4 separate regions of the Homo sapiens genome follow, and all the other regions are linked to region 4. Evidence: chromatin contacts called from ENCODE Hi-C or POLR2A ChIA-PET data. All regions are on one chromosome and are shown on one strand. The core of a region is the stretch at or near the end of the contact, and the rest is flanking DNA. Distances in the headings are between cores, read along the strand shown. Region 1 has its middle 20 kb from the start of RHOBTB3. Region 2 holds the start of RHOBTB3 (Rho related BTB domain containing 3). Region 3 overlaps LOC101929710 (a long non-coding RNA gene). Region 4 overlaps LOC105379091 (a long non-coding RNA gene).

What was found. A loop is a pair of places that touch in the nucleus more often than their neighbours do. ChIA-PET counts read pairs that join two places held with the same protein, here RNA polymerase II (POLR2A). Pooled maps may share reads with other maps.
Region 1: a loop to region 4 is called in a pooled map, with 4 times the contacts of the local background. The contact joins two enhancer-like sites. A Hi-C loop is called at or near these places in 5 of 50 pooled maps. POLR2A ChIA-PET finds 5 or more read pairs at or near these places in 2 of 52 experiments (BJ and GM12878).
Region 2: a loop to region 4 is called in a pooled map, with 2.8 times the contacts of the local background. The contact joins the promoter of RHOBTB3 here to the enhancer-like site in region 4. A Hi-C loop is called at or near these places in 4 of 50 pooled maps. POLR2A ChIA-PET finds 5 or more read pairs at or near these places in 3 of 52 experiments (BJ, GM12878 and MCF 10A).
Region 3: a loop to region 4 is called in a pooled map, with 8 times the contacts of the local background. The contact joins two enhancer-like sites. A Hi-C loop is called at or near these places in 4 of 168 maps with a recorded cell type or tissue (Caco-2, HepG2, cardiac septum and 1 more) and 9 of 50 pooled maps. POLR2A ChIA-PET finds 5 or more read pairs at or near these places in 3 of 52 experiments (HepG2, activated CD4-positive, alpha-beta T cell and naive thymus-derived CD4-positive, alpha-beta T cell).

Annotation. Positions count from the first base shown.
Region 1 is chr5:95,710,336-95,713,035 of GRCh38, forward strand. It overlaps a transcript of SPATA9 not described here. Among named protein-coding and RNA genes, the nearest start is that of RHOBTB3, 20 kb to the right of the region's middle. Within about 2 kb of position 1,403, at least 13 of the 41 ENCODE cell types and tissues checked have a DNase peak (open chromatin) inside an H3K27ac peak, as active enhancers do.
Region 2 is chr5:95,730,041-95,732,744 of GRCh38, forward strand. It overlaps RHOBTB3 (Rho related BTB domain containing 3), which reads left to right and starts at 1,296. Exons shown (of 12, transcript NM_014899.4): 1 at 1,296-1,644; 2 at 1,819-2,044. The coding sequence starts at 1,643. It also overlaps a transcript of SPATA9 not described here. RefSeq lists an enhancer at 719-928 and silencers at 1,089-1,218, 1,279-1,658.
Region 3 is chr5:96,112,307-96,115,006 of GRCh38, forward strand. The region is part of intron 1 of LOC101929710 (a long non-coding RNA gene); the gene reads left to right. It also overlaps a transcript of CAST not described here. Among named protein-coding and RNA genes, the nearest start is that of MIR583, 35 kb to the left of the region's middle. Within about 2 kb of position 1,410, at least 3 of the 41 ENCODE cell types and tissues checked have a DNase peak (open chromatin) inside an H3K27ac peak, as active enhancers do.
Region 4 is chr5:95,868,733-95,871,432 of GRCh38, forward strand. All of the region lies in intron 1 of LOC105379091 (a long non-coding RNA gene), which reads left to right. Among named protein-coding and RNA genes, the nearest start is that of LINC01554, 18 kb to the left of the region's middle. Within about 2 kb of position 1,444, at least 7 of the 41 ENCODE cell types and tissues checked have a DNase peak (open chromatin) inside an H3K27ac peak, as active enhancers do; they include GM12878, where a contact is called at or near this core.

The DNA.
Region 1 (2,700 bases), core at 153-2,652, 160 kb before region 4:
TAACAGTAAACTGATACTGCAGGATGCGAGCATTTGACATCCATTTGCCAGAAGCACTTTGAAGTAAAGTCTCTATGGCATGAGGAGTTGTAAGGGTTAAATTTTGGCCCAGAGTTAACTTATCAGCCTCTTGGACTAGGCTTGCTGTAGCTGCTACTGCTCGCAGGCAACTTGGCCATCCAGAGGCCACGGGATCCAGTCTCTTAGATAAATAGGCCACTGGGCGTCTCCAGGGTCCTAAAGTCTGAGTAAGCACCCCTTTAGCAACTCCCTGGCTTTCATGGACAAACAGGTGAAACGGCTTTGAGATATTAGGGAGGGCTAAAGCAGAGGCTTCAGTTAATGCCTTTTTCAGGTTTCGAAAAGCCTGTTCTTCTGTGTCTGTCCAAATTAACGGGCCATTTCATTCTGTACCTCTTGGATAGCCGCCACTAAGATTTTTGTTTGTCCTTTGAATGCTTTATCAGCAGCCTTTTCAGCTGCCTGTGTTGCTTGTTTTTGTTTTTCAAACTCTTGGTTGTCAAAAACCTTTTGGGCTATTTCTAAAAGCTGACTGATATTCATTCCAGCAAATCCCTCCAGTTTTTGGAGTTTTCTTTTAATATCTGGGGCTGCCTGAGCCACAAATGCCAAATTAAGAGCACGGCTATTTTCGGGGGCCGCCGGGTCAAAAGGGGTGTAAATCCGATAAGCCTCCCGGAGGTGCTCTAAAAACGCTCCTGGTGACTCATCGGGCCCCTGGATGACTTCAGTCGCCTTAGACAAGTTTATGGGTTTCCGAGCGGCTCCCTTAATACCCGTGAGGAGATACCAGTGAAAATCGTCCAAAGTTCTCGTTCCACTTGAGGAATTTGGGTCCCAGTTAGGCCGGGTAGAGGAAAAGACCTTCTCAAGGAGGTCTCTAGCTTCCTCCTCCGGTCTATTGGCTGATGCAAGGAAGTGCTTTCTGGCCTCTCTCCAGATACGCTCCCTCTCCTCAGAGGTAAAGAGAGTTAAAAGGAGCGGTTGGCAGTCATCCCAGGTGGGCCGATGGGTCTGGAGTATGGACTCCAACAGTGAGGTCAAAGCCTGGGGCTTTTCAGAGAAGGCAGGATTTTGGGTTTTCCAATTATACAAGTCAGAAGTAGAAAAAGGGACATAAACCAAGAAGGGGGCTGAGCGCTCATCACCCGGAGGGACTTGTGCCTCTCTCAGTGGTAGTAGAGGGGCTGCTTCCTCCCGCCGCGGCCGCAGTCGAGAGGCAATGGGTGGCGAGCCCACAGGGGACGTCGTCAAGGAGATATGGGACGACCCTAAGGGAGCAAGTTGGTTGTAAGGCGGTGGGACTGGGTGAGGGAGACTCTCCTCTTCTTCAGAGGGAGGCAGTACAGGGGGAGCCGAACCGGCAGAGGGTTGAGGCGAAAACGCGGCCTGGCTCAGGAGGACTTTGGAGGTGGAATTGTGAATGGCGCATGAACGGAGCCATGGAGGAGGATTCCTGACCAAACTTAACCATTGATTTTTACAGGGAACCTGATTAGGATAGCCGGGAGCTTGGGTAACAACCCGCCACACGGCTTGAACAATTGTAGGATTCAATGACCCTTCAGAGGGCCACCCAACTCCAAACTTGGGCCATTCTACTTTACAGAGTGTCCGGAGCTTGCCTTTCTTAAGGCGGACTCCATAATCCTCTGAGAAACCAAGAGAAAAATTTTTCAGCATGCACTGGAGGGGGCTCCAACCCTTGCAAGGCCGGGACTCCATAAATGACTAAGTTTTACAGTTAAAAAAAAGAATGCTAAAGTACTGGACAACAATTACATGTAAGTTGGGCGTGGGGACATTCACATAAGATTTATATATTAACTAATAAAAAATTGAGATTCAAATGATGGCAAGCTGTTTCATCCAAGAACATGCATGTCAGATTACGTTTTCCAAAGATGCTGCAACAATATTTCCTATCCCACAATGTGGCCTTGATACTCCTCTCATTAAGAAATGGGGTCTATGTCCTCGCCCCTTTAACCTGAGCCATCTTGTCTCTGAGTTGTAACTGGTAGAATGCAGCTGAAGTGACACTGTGTGAATTCTAAGACTAGGTTGTAAAAAGTGATGCAACTTTCTCCTTGTTCACTGGCACACTCACTTCTGTACCCCCTGAGCCACCATGTAAGATGTCCAACTACCCTGAGGCCTCTATGCTGTGAGGAATGCAAGGGCAGGGTGTGTGTAGGGCATCTGGTTATCAGCCCCAGCTGAAGTCCTAGCCAACCGCAAGCATCAACTGTCAGACAAGAAAGTGAAGGTGCCTCAGGATGATTCCAGCCTGAGTCACTGGGCCACTTGAAGATGTTGAATCACCACAAGTCATTTGAGTTTTCCCACCTGAGGCCCCAGACATCATGGAGCCGATAAAAGCCATTCCTATTGTGTTCTGTCTAACCTCTGACCCACAGAATTTGTCAGTAAAATGAAATGGCTGTTTTAAGCCCCTAAACTTTAGGATAATTTTATTTGTTATCTTAATAGTAACTAGAACAAACAGGGAATGCCTTTTCCATGTTCAGTTTTTTTAATTGCTTTTTTTATCAATGTTTAAAGTTTTCTTCATATAGATCTCATGCATTTCCTGTTAGCTGCATTCCAAGAGATTTTATCCTTTTTGTTATTACTGTAAGTGAAATATATTCTCCTATTAAGTTTGCAAGTGGGTGT
Region 2 (2,704 bases), core at 46-2,545, 140 kb before region 4:
AGACTCAAAGAGAAATCGTAGAAAATGCAAAGGGAAATTAGATTAAAAAAAAAAACAGTGACCACATAAAGAATATCTCCCATTATATCCTCTCTGAGCACGAGAAACTATTAAACTACTTTCAACCGAGCAATAAGGGCCCATAATAAAAAGCTGTTGCCCTAGTTTTTTTACTGCCCTACTCAATACCCCCTCTTTCATACCCTCAAAATAGCTCAGCTGAGAAAAGAAACAGTCCAATTTTACAGAAGGGAAAAATAAACAGATAAAAGGATAAGCAAGAACTCTTTTCAACACAGAGTAAGGTACTGGTTAGAATTTTAATACTGTATGGAGGAGTCTAACCCCAGAGTAATCCCTGGCCCATTTTGGTGTTAGTAAGTGGATCCCAGTGTTCGTTTGTATCGAGGTAGTTTGAAGCACGTTAGGGATATTCATAGCCTTTACTTCAGTGCATTATTATGAAAGAATCTAAAGTATCTTTGCATTTACGTGATTATGTTTTCAGTTGGTCTGCGGAGCTATTATTAAATATGTGGCCATAACGTGTACAGAAAAATCTCCAAGTAAACTGGCATTTAACTTACCAACACGTTAAACCCCCATACATAACTTCCTTTAAAAACGATCACACTAAAAATCCCAGCATTTAAAATCCTGAAGTTTTCGGTAAAATACGCTAAATATAGCTTGAAATAGTAAATAATCCCCCCAAGGCGACATTAGCAAATTAATTGGTGTGTGAACAAAGAACTCTTTCTGCAGCAGCATGAATGTTGCCTTTATTTTTTCTCACAAGTATGATTTTAGAAAACAGCTGTAGCGCATGTTGACAAATGAGAAAGCGGCAGACGTGGTAAAGCACTTTCGGTCAAGGCCAAGAGGGGGGGAAATCGGGTTGCTGGGGCGGCACTCGGGCTGGAATCCCTAGCTTCCCTAACCTCCTTTTTCCAGTCCGGAGTGAGCGGGGGCCCCATCGCCCCACCCCCCTTTCCTGGCTCTGGTTACGGCCTTGCGAGTTGAACAAACTTGCTGCAGGCGGATTGGCGGCTGGGAGCTCTCGGGCTGGGGCGTTGTATTTATTAATTTATATTCCGCGGCGCCCCGCGCGGGCGGCTCCTTTGTGTCCAGCCGCCGCCACCGGAGCTCCCGGGGCCTCCGCGGGGAGCGCGTCCCCCGCATCCGCCCGACCCCCGGGGCTGGCACGTGCTGCGCCCGGTCCGCTGAGGGGGCGGAGGCCCCGATCTCCCCGACCCCCCTTCTCTGCTTAGAGGAGGAGGAGCAGCGGCAGCGGCAGCAGGAGGCGACAGCTGCCAGCCGAGGAGGCGCGGCGGAGAGGGGACTGCGGTCAGCTGCGTCCACTTGGGGCTGTGCGGCGGTCCCGCGCCCGGCGATGTTCCCGGGCACTCCCTGAGTAGCGGCAGCTTATCCCCCGCCCGCTAGCCCGCCCTGGTCCCCGGCTCGCTCGCTGGCTGGCGCGGCCCCGGCCCCGCTCTGCGTCGGCCCCGCCGCGGTGGAGGCGCGCGAGGGGGACGCGGCCGGGGATGAGCGGATTGCGGGTGAACTCGCCGCCCGGGGGCCCCGCGAAGCCGTGAGCCGCTGCTTTTCTCCGAGTCGCCGCCCTGCCCTTGGATTTGAGATCATGTACGTACGCGCCGCCGTCCTGCCATTGTCTCTCTCCAGCGCGTGCCGTGCGCCCCAGGGACAGGGGCTGGTGCCCATCCTCGCCGCGCGCTGTCCCCCGCACTTCCTGTTCCGAGGAGAGACCCGCGCGCTGACCGTGCTTCCCTTCTCCCCTCGCCCCCTCTGTCCGTGCAGGTCCATCCACATCGTGGCGCTGGGGAACGAGGGGGACACATTCCACCAGGACAACCGGCCGTCGGGGCTTATCCGCACTTACCTGGGGAGAAGCCCTCTGGTCTCCGGGGACGAGAGCAGCTTGTTGCTGAACGCGGCCAGCACGGTCGCGCGTCCGGTGTTCACCGAGTATCAGGCCAGTGCGTTTGGGAATGTCAAGCTGGTGGTCCACGACTGTCCCGTCTGGGTAAGGAAGAGCAGCTGCTCCGCGCTGAGGCTGAAGAAGCTTTTCTTTCCTTTTTTTTCCCCCTCCCCCTTCTGCCCACTTCCGTGAGTGTGGAGTGTCCGCGTTACATGGGTCAAATTTTTAAACATTTTTGAGAAAATCTTTGGTCCTTTGTTTCACTGGGCAGGGAACAGCCCTGTCAGAGAACACTCTTAGGAAGATAGAAGGCCCCAGTGGGAATGTGGAGCACTTACTGGTACACTTCACGACTGTGGGTTGACCCTTGGTAGGCAGCAGACAGTTGAATGTGCCAACTCCAAGGGACGGGGTCACTAAGTTTCATCAGCAAAAAGCAGTGTTTTTTTATGTCTACCCTATGGGTGATAGTGTAATATTGGTGTTCTAAAAATACATCCCTCTCAAAGCTCAACACAGGCAAAAATACTTTTCACTGGGACAGTTCAGAAATAGTTCCTCTGGAAAGCGGAGGAAAAGACAGGGACTGGGAGTTAATTTTAAATGACTCATTTATAGCACTATTAATTGATCTCTGAAAACTTAATTTTAATAATGCAAATACTCTTTATGTGTTAGCCATTTGTCTTAGTGACTCATAAATCAGAAATAACATTACTAATGTTGTTTGGAAAACTTTTAAAAAATTAAAATTTGTAATAATTG
Region 3 (2,700 bases), core at 160-2,659, 240 kb after region 4:
CCTGGGAAGTAATAACCAGCCTTGTAAACTGGAACCTACTGAGTGAAAGTAAACATCAAATCATGGCAAAGATTGGTTGGCAATTACTGTAAATAAAAAATGGAACCTATTATATTGTGATTGCTTACTCCCATATCCTCCACTAGGAGGATAAATTTTGTGAGAGCAGGGACTGTATTTGACTTATTTAAAGTTACATATATATATCCTAACTGTGTATAATACATAGTTGCTATTAAAGAAAAAATATTAAATGAATAACTGGGGTAAGTCATGAAGAGGGAAGCAGAAACGAGAGAAAATTGAACTATATTTAGAGATGTTCCTTCACTTACAAATGGGTTACATCCTGATAAACCCATTGTTAAGTTGAAAATATTGTATAAATGGAAAATGCATTTAATACACCTCAGCTACCAAATAGCATAGCTTAGCCTAGCTATGATGAGCTGAAATGTGCTCAGAACATTTATGTTAGCCAACAACTGGACAAAATCATGTGACAACATAGTACAATGTAGAGTGTAGGTTGTTTACCCTCATGATCATGCGGCTGACTGGGAACTGTGGTTCATTGCTGCTGTCCAGCATGGCGGGAGATGGAGAGAGATAATATCATATCTCTTTCTATTGAATGCACATCACTTGTGCACCATAGTCAAGTTAAAAAATTATGTCAGGGACCATCTGTATTTCCCAAATTTGTTTAGAATCCTCCTTGGTTTCTCCCATAGATGGTTGATCCCATCTAGAAGGGCTTATTAAGTACCAAAGAAAGTCTTAAGTTTTGTTTCAAAGTATTGATTTATCTCTACATTGACAGCATGCTTCTTAACAGCAGGCTAGAAATTGGATTGGTGGTTTCTTTTAGTCTTAGAACTAAGACTTCAGGGCAAAGATGTGGAATTTGAGACCAAATTATGTCCTTCACCTAAAATGCACCAAATCAAATAAATTGTCTCTAGGTAATCCTTGGCATGCAGGCCTGTCTATTTTATAGAGAGTGGGTAATCCAACCCCTTCCTGAAAGTGCCTATTTAATTTATCTGAATTAAGTGGGAACAACAAACAGAAGTGTTTGAACCACAAGATAAAGTAACTGAATTGCAAAGCCAGGAATGAGTCCAGGTTAGTAGACACACATTAGGAAATGCACTGCAAAATATAAAGTGGGAGTCTTGCACCTTTGCAAGGATTAATGCTTTGAAAATATGATAGCTCAGAGAAAAAAGAAAGTTTTAGGAACTTAGTGCCATTAGGAACTTAAGGCCATTTTCTAAAGCAGCCATTCTCACCCAGAGGGCAAAAGACGCCTTTCAGCTGGAGTGGCTTTTGCCATTGCCTGGTGCCAGGGAGCTGAAGCCTTGGCAGCTGGTTGTACACAGCTCTTTCCTTGCAGGAGTGCCAGTAAGGAGAGGCTTCCAGAGCATGTCTGCACAGGAGACCAGAGAGCTCAGGTTTTTAAGTTCTAAATAAGGAGATTTATTCTGACTAAGACTCCTCCTTAGTCAATCCTTGATGACTCCAGAGATGGCAGGGCTGTTAGTTTCGTTATGTTATTTAAAAGAGTGTGTTGAAGAAAATGTTAATTGATCCAGATGACTATGTGCATTATATCACAAAAGAAAGTTCATTTTTCACACTTTTGTCATCATCAGTCCCTCTATTTTTTATACTACTAGCCTGACCTCTTAGGCTCTTCTAGAATTTCAGAGAGCCAAGAAACATGTTTTTTAAAGTACCATTTTTCAACAATAAGTGTATGAAAATAAAAACAGTTTGATCATCTTCTCTCAGCAAAGGTAAAACATTTTTAGGCAGTAAGTAAATAGAAGGTTGTTTTAAGGTGCACTAAACCTGGGCAAGGAAAAGTATTCTGGAGACAAACAAGAGCAGGAGAGATAGTAGAAGCAGAGAAGAAATCTGGGTGGGATATTCTACAACCCTGTGACCCCTAGAGTGGTCTGTGGACCAGCAATGTCTACAACACCTGGCAGAATTCAGTCCTCTTATCCCTCCAACCCACTGAATCAGAATCTGATTCTTAAAAGGATTCCCAGGGGATTTGTATGTACATTGAAGTTTGAGAGCTCAGCTCTTGGAGCCCAGAGAGGAAGAGTTCTGAGTAAATCTGCCACCACTGAGGCTCTCAAACTTTGGTGAATATAGGAAACTCGTGAAAAGGTTACTAAAAAGGAGTGTTTACGGGTCAAAGAGGTTCTGATTCTATAGACTTGTGTGGTACCTTGAAAATCTGTATTTCTAACAAATTTTCCAGGGCTTCTGACACATATGATCATTGAACCACATGTTAAGAAACCTCTACTGCTGATTTCATGATTTAATGAAGGAAGACTATGCTTACTAAATAATACCCACTGAAGCAGCAGGCCATAAGAGGCTTTCTGCCTGGGAGAAGCGTAATGGAGTTGCCTGTCTAAGATATAGTTACTGGTTGCAGGGCCCCTAAGACCTCATCTTTCTAGACTGATCTGTGTTCTAATCACATTGAGCTCTCCAGTTTCCCAAAACTAGCCACATGCTTTGCAATGCTGTTTTCTCTGCTCAAGTTTCTGAGTCAGTTTGGATTCTTGTTTAAGGTATGTACTAGTGGTGTGACCTCAAGCAAGTGACTCACAATGTGTTACACTCAGTTTGCTCATATGTAAAATGGGTTCTGTAGTATCTGTCTCATGGGGT
Region 4 (2,700 bases), core at 194-2,693:
ATCTGCTTATAAAACCCAAATTTCACAGCTTGTCCCCAACTGGCAGGCTTCTATAGCATAAGCTTAATGGCAAGAAATGATAAAATTCATGTGAGATCTACAGCCAATGTATATTTGCTTTGTGTTTTTGCTAAAGTGACCAGATATTTCTACAACAGATAGTCATGGCTTTAGACTATTTGTCAAAATAAACTTTTAGAGTTGTCTTGACTTTGATGCCTTCTAGGCCCCTTGAGGGAAGCTGAGAAGGCAAGTACAAAAGTGGGCTAACAGCTACATAAAAATAAGCTAAGGCCCACATCAAGATGTGGTGTGAGGCTGGGCATGGTGGCTCACGCCTGCAATCCCAACACTTTGGGAGGCTGAGGCCAGGAGTTCAAGACCAGCCTTGGCAACATAGCGAGACCTGCTCCCTCAAAAAAACAAAACAAAACAAAACAAAACTGGGCATGGTGGCACACACCTGTAATTCCAGCTACTTGGGAGGCTGAGGTGGGAGGATCACCTGAGGTCAGGTGTTTGAGACCAGCCTGGCCAACATGGTGAAACCCCAGCTCTACTAAAAATACAAAAAAATTAGCCAGGCATGGTGGCATGCACCTGTAGGCAGGAGGATCGCTTGAACTCAGGAAGTGGAGGTTGCAGTGATCCGACATCATGCCACTGCACTCCAGCCTGGGTGACAGAGCAAAACTCTGTCTCCAAAAAAAGAAAAAAAAAAAAAAAGAAAGAAAAGAAATAAAGAATGAAAAGTGGCATGAGAGTAGGAGCAGAAAGAGGCAAGAAATATTTGGGCTCAGGCACCAAAATAAGCCCAGGCTAAACCAAGTTTCACAAAACTTCATCCCCCAGCCCCAAGCCTGGGGAACCACAGTGTGGGCACAGTGAACACGTTTGCAGCCACTTCCTCAGCATGAGCTGAGATACCACATAAGAAGAAATCAAAACAAAACCTACCTCTTTTTTTTTTTTGGCTTGAGGGAGCTAGTTTTATTTTAGGGGCTAAAAAGAGGAAAAGGATGTACTGATTTCCACAGTTAGGCAGTATCTGTACAGAATGTTTTAAGAAAGCAAAGAAGTTTAATAGGTGTTAGAAATAGTATGCTTTAACCTTTTCAAGTGGCATGGGTTTTAATTTTGGCATAACTTTTAAAGGAGACATTGCTATCTTTTTTTTCTTTTAATGTGTACAACTTATGCAGTAAATTATAAGGGTGTTGGCCAACACATTTTATATATATACATATATATTTGTGTAAAATATATATATGTAAATATTTTTCTGTTTTTGTTCTATTAGCTAATACATACAAAGAAGCTAGATACAAAAGCATCACTTCTAGAAAATAAAGGATACTAAACCAAAAAGATGATACAGCAGTGCTCATGCTTCCTTAGTTGTTTGTTGTTGAGTCACTTACATGGTTTTTCCAGACAAATGTCTGAGGGAACTATACCTGCTTTGATAAGGGTTGAGTCAAAAGTAGATGAAGGAACTGCTATGAATAGAAAAAAGGAAACTCAAGCTGCTGGTAAGCTTAGGAAATGTGGAAATGAGATCATATTCAGAGAACAAATTTACTTTTAGTTTTGAAATAACCCCTTCTCTGAATGGGTAAGTTCTATGTAGTCCAGCCTGTGGAAAATACTCAGTGATTAAGGGGCTGCCAGTGGCTATGGGAAATGGACTTGGTTGGCTTCTACTGGAGGTGGGGGTTTGCTGCTCCTCCTGAGAAATGGGGCTGCTAAGGAAAGGAGTCAGCTCTGCAGGTCAGGCCCACGGATTCTCAGTGTTCAATGCCATGTGCTTCACAACAGTCTGAGTGTGACATTCTCAGTGTTGCTTTTGATTTCTATGTTTCTGAGAAGCAGTTAGTCTCACATTGATCTCAGCTTGGTGGTCCCTGGGTTTAGTGGGAACTCCCCAGCCATGGTTAATACCATCCTCTGCGTCCGTGGTGACACTGGTTCATGGACTTGCCTCTTTCTTCATTCCCTTTTACAGAAGGCTGATGGTTAAAGTCCCAGCCATAATCCTACCCAGGAATATAGTTCCAAAATTTAACTATGGGAAAAACATGACCATAAGTTTCCCTAGAACTCATCTTTGCAGTGTTTTAAATGGAATTCTGGAACATTTGTGGTCTCTTGCTCCTGTGAAGAGGTTGTTTCCTGCTTTGCTTTATAGATGCCATTTCCTCCCTGGCGCATTTAAAAAACCACTGCATACAGCATTCTGGGAGCTATAGAAGGATTAAGAATGACCTTTAGCTGAGGAACGAGACAGCACAGCTACAGGAGATTCTGATCTATTTTCTTTTTACATGTACAGTGTTGCACCTCTATGGAAAGCACTGGCCAAGTTCCAAGCCAGCCTCAAGCAGACCCTAAATATTCCAAAGAAATAGCCTGCAGTCACTACAAAACTTGCCTAAAGACATGCCAGGGTAAAAACCCAGTTCAAATCTGCTAAAGGTGTCTCCCACTCAAAGGGTAGAGGGCAGGGATTTCTTTCTAAATGAGGGAACATAAGATAAGGTACACATTATGATAATACCATTTCCTACACTTGATAGTTTGAAAACCACTTTCACAATGGTTCTCTTATTTGTTTTTTGTGGGGTTTTTTTTGGCCAGGAAAGTACAGTGTACATCATTTGCTTTTTAGACATAAGGTTAATAGAACAAGAGCAATGATAC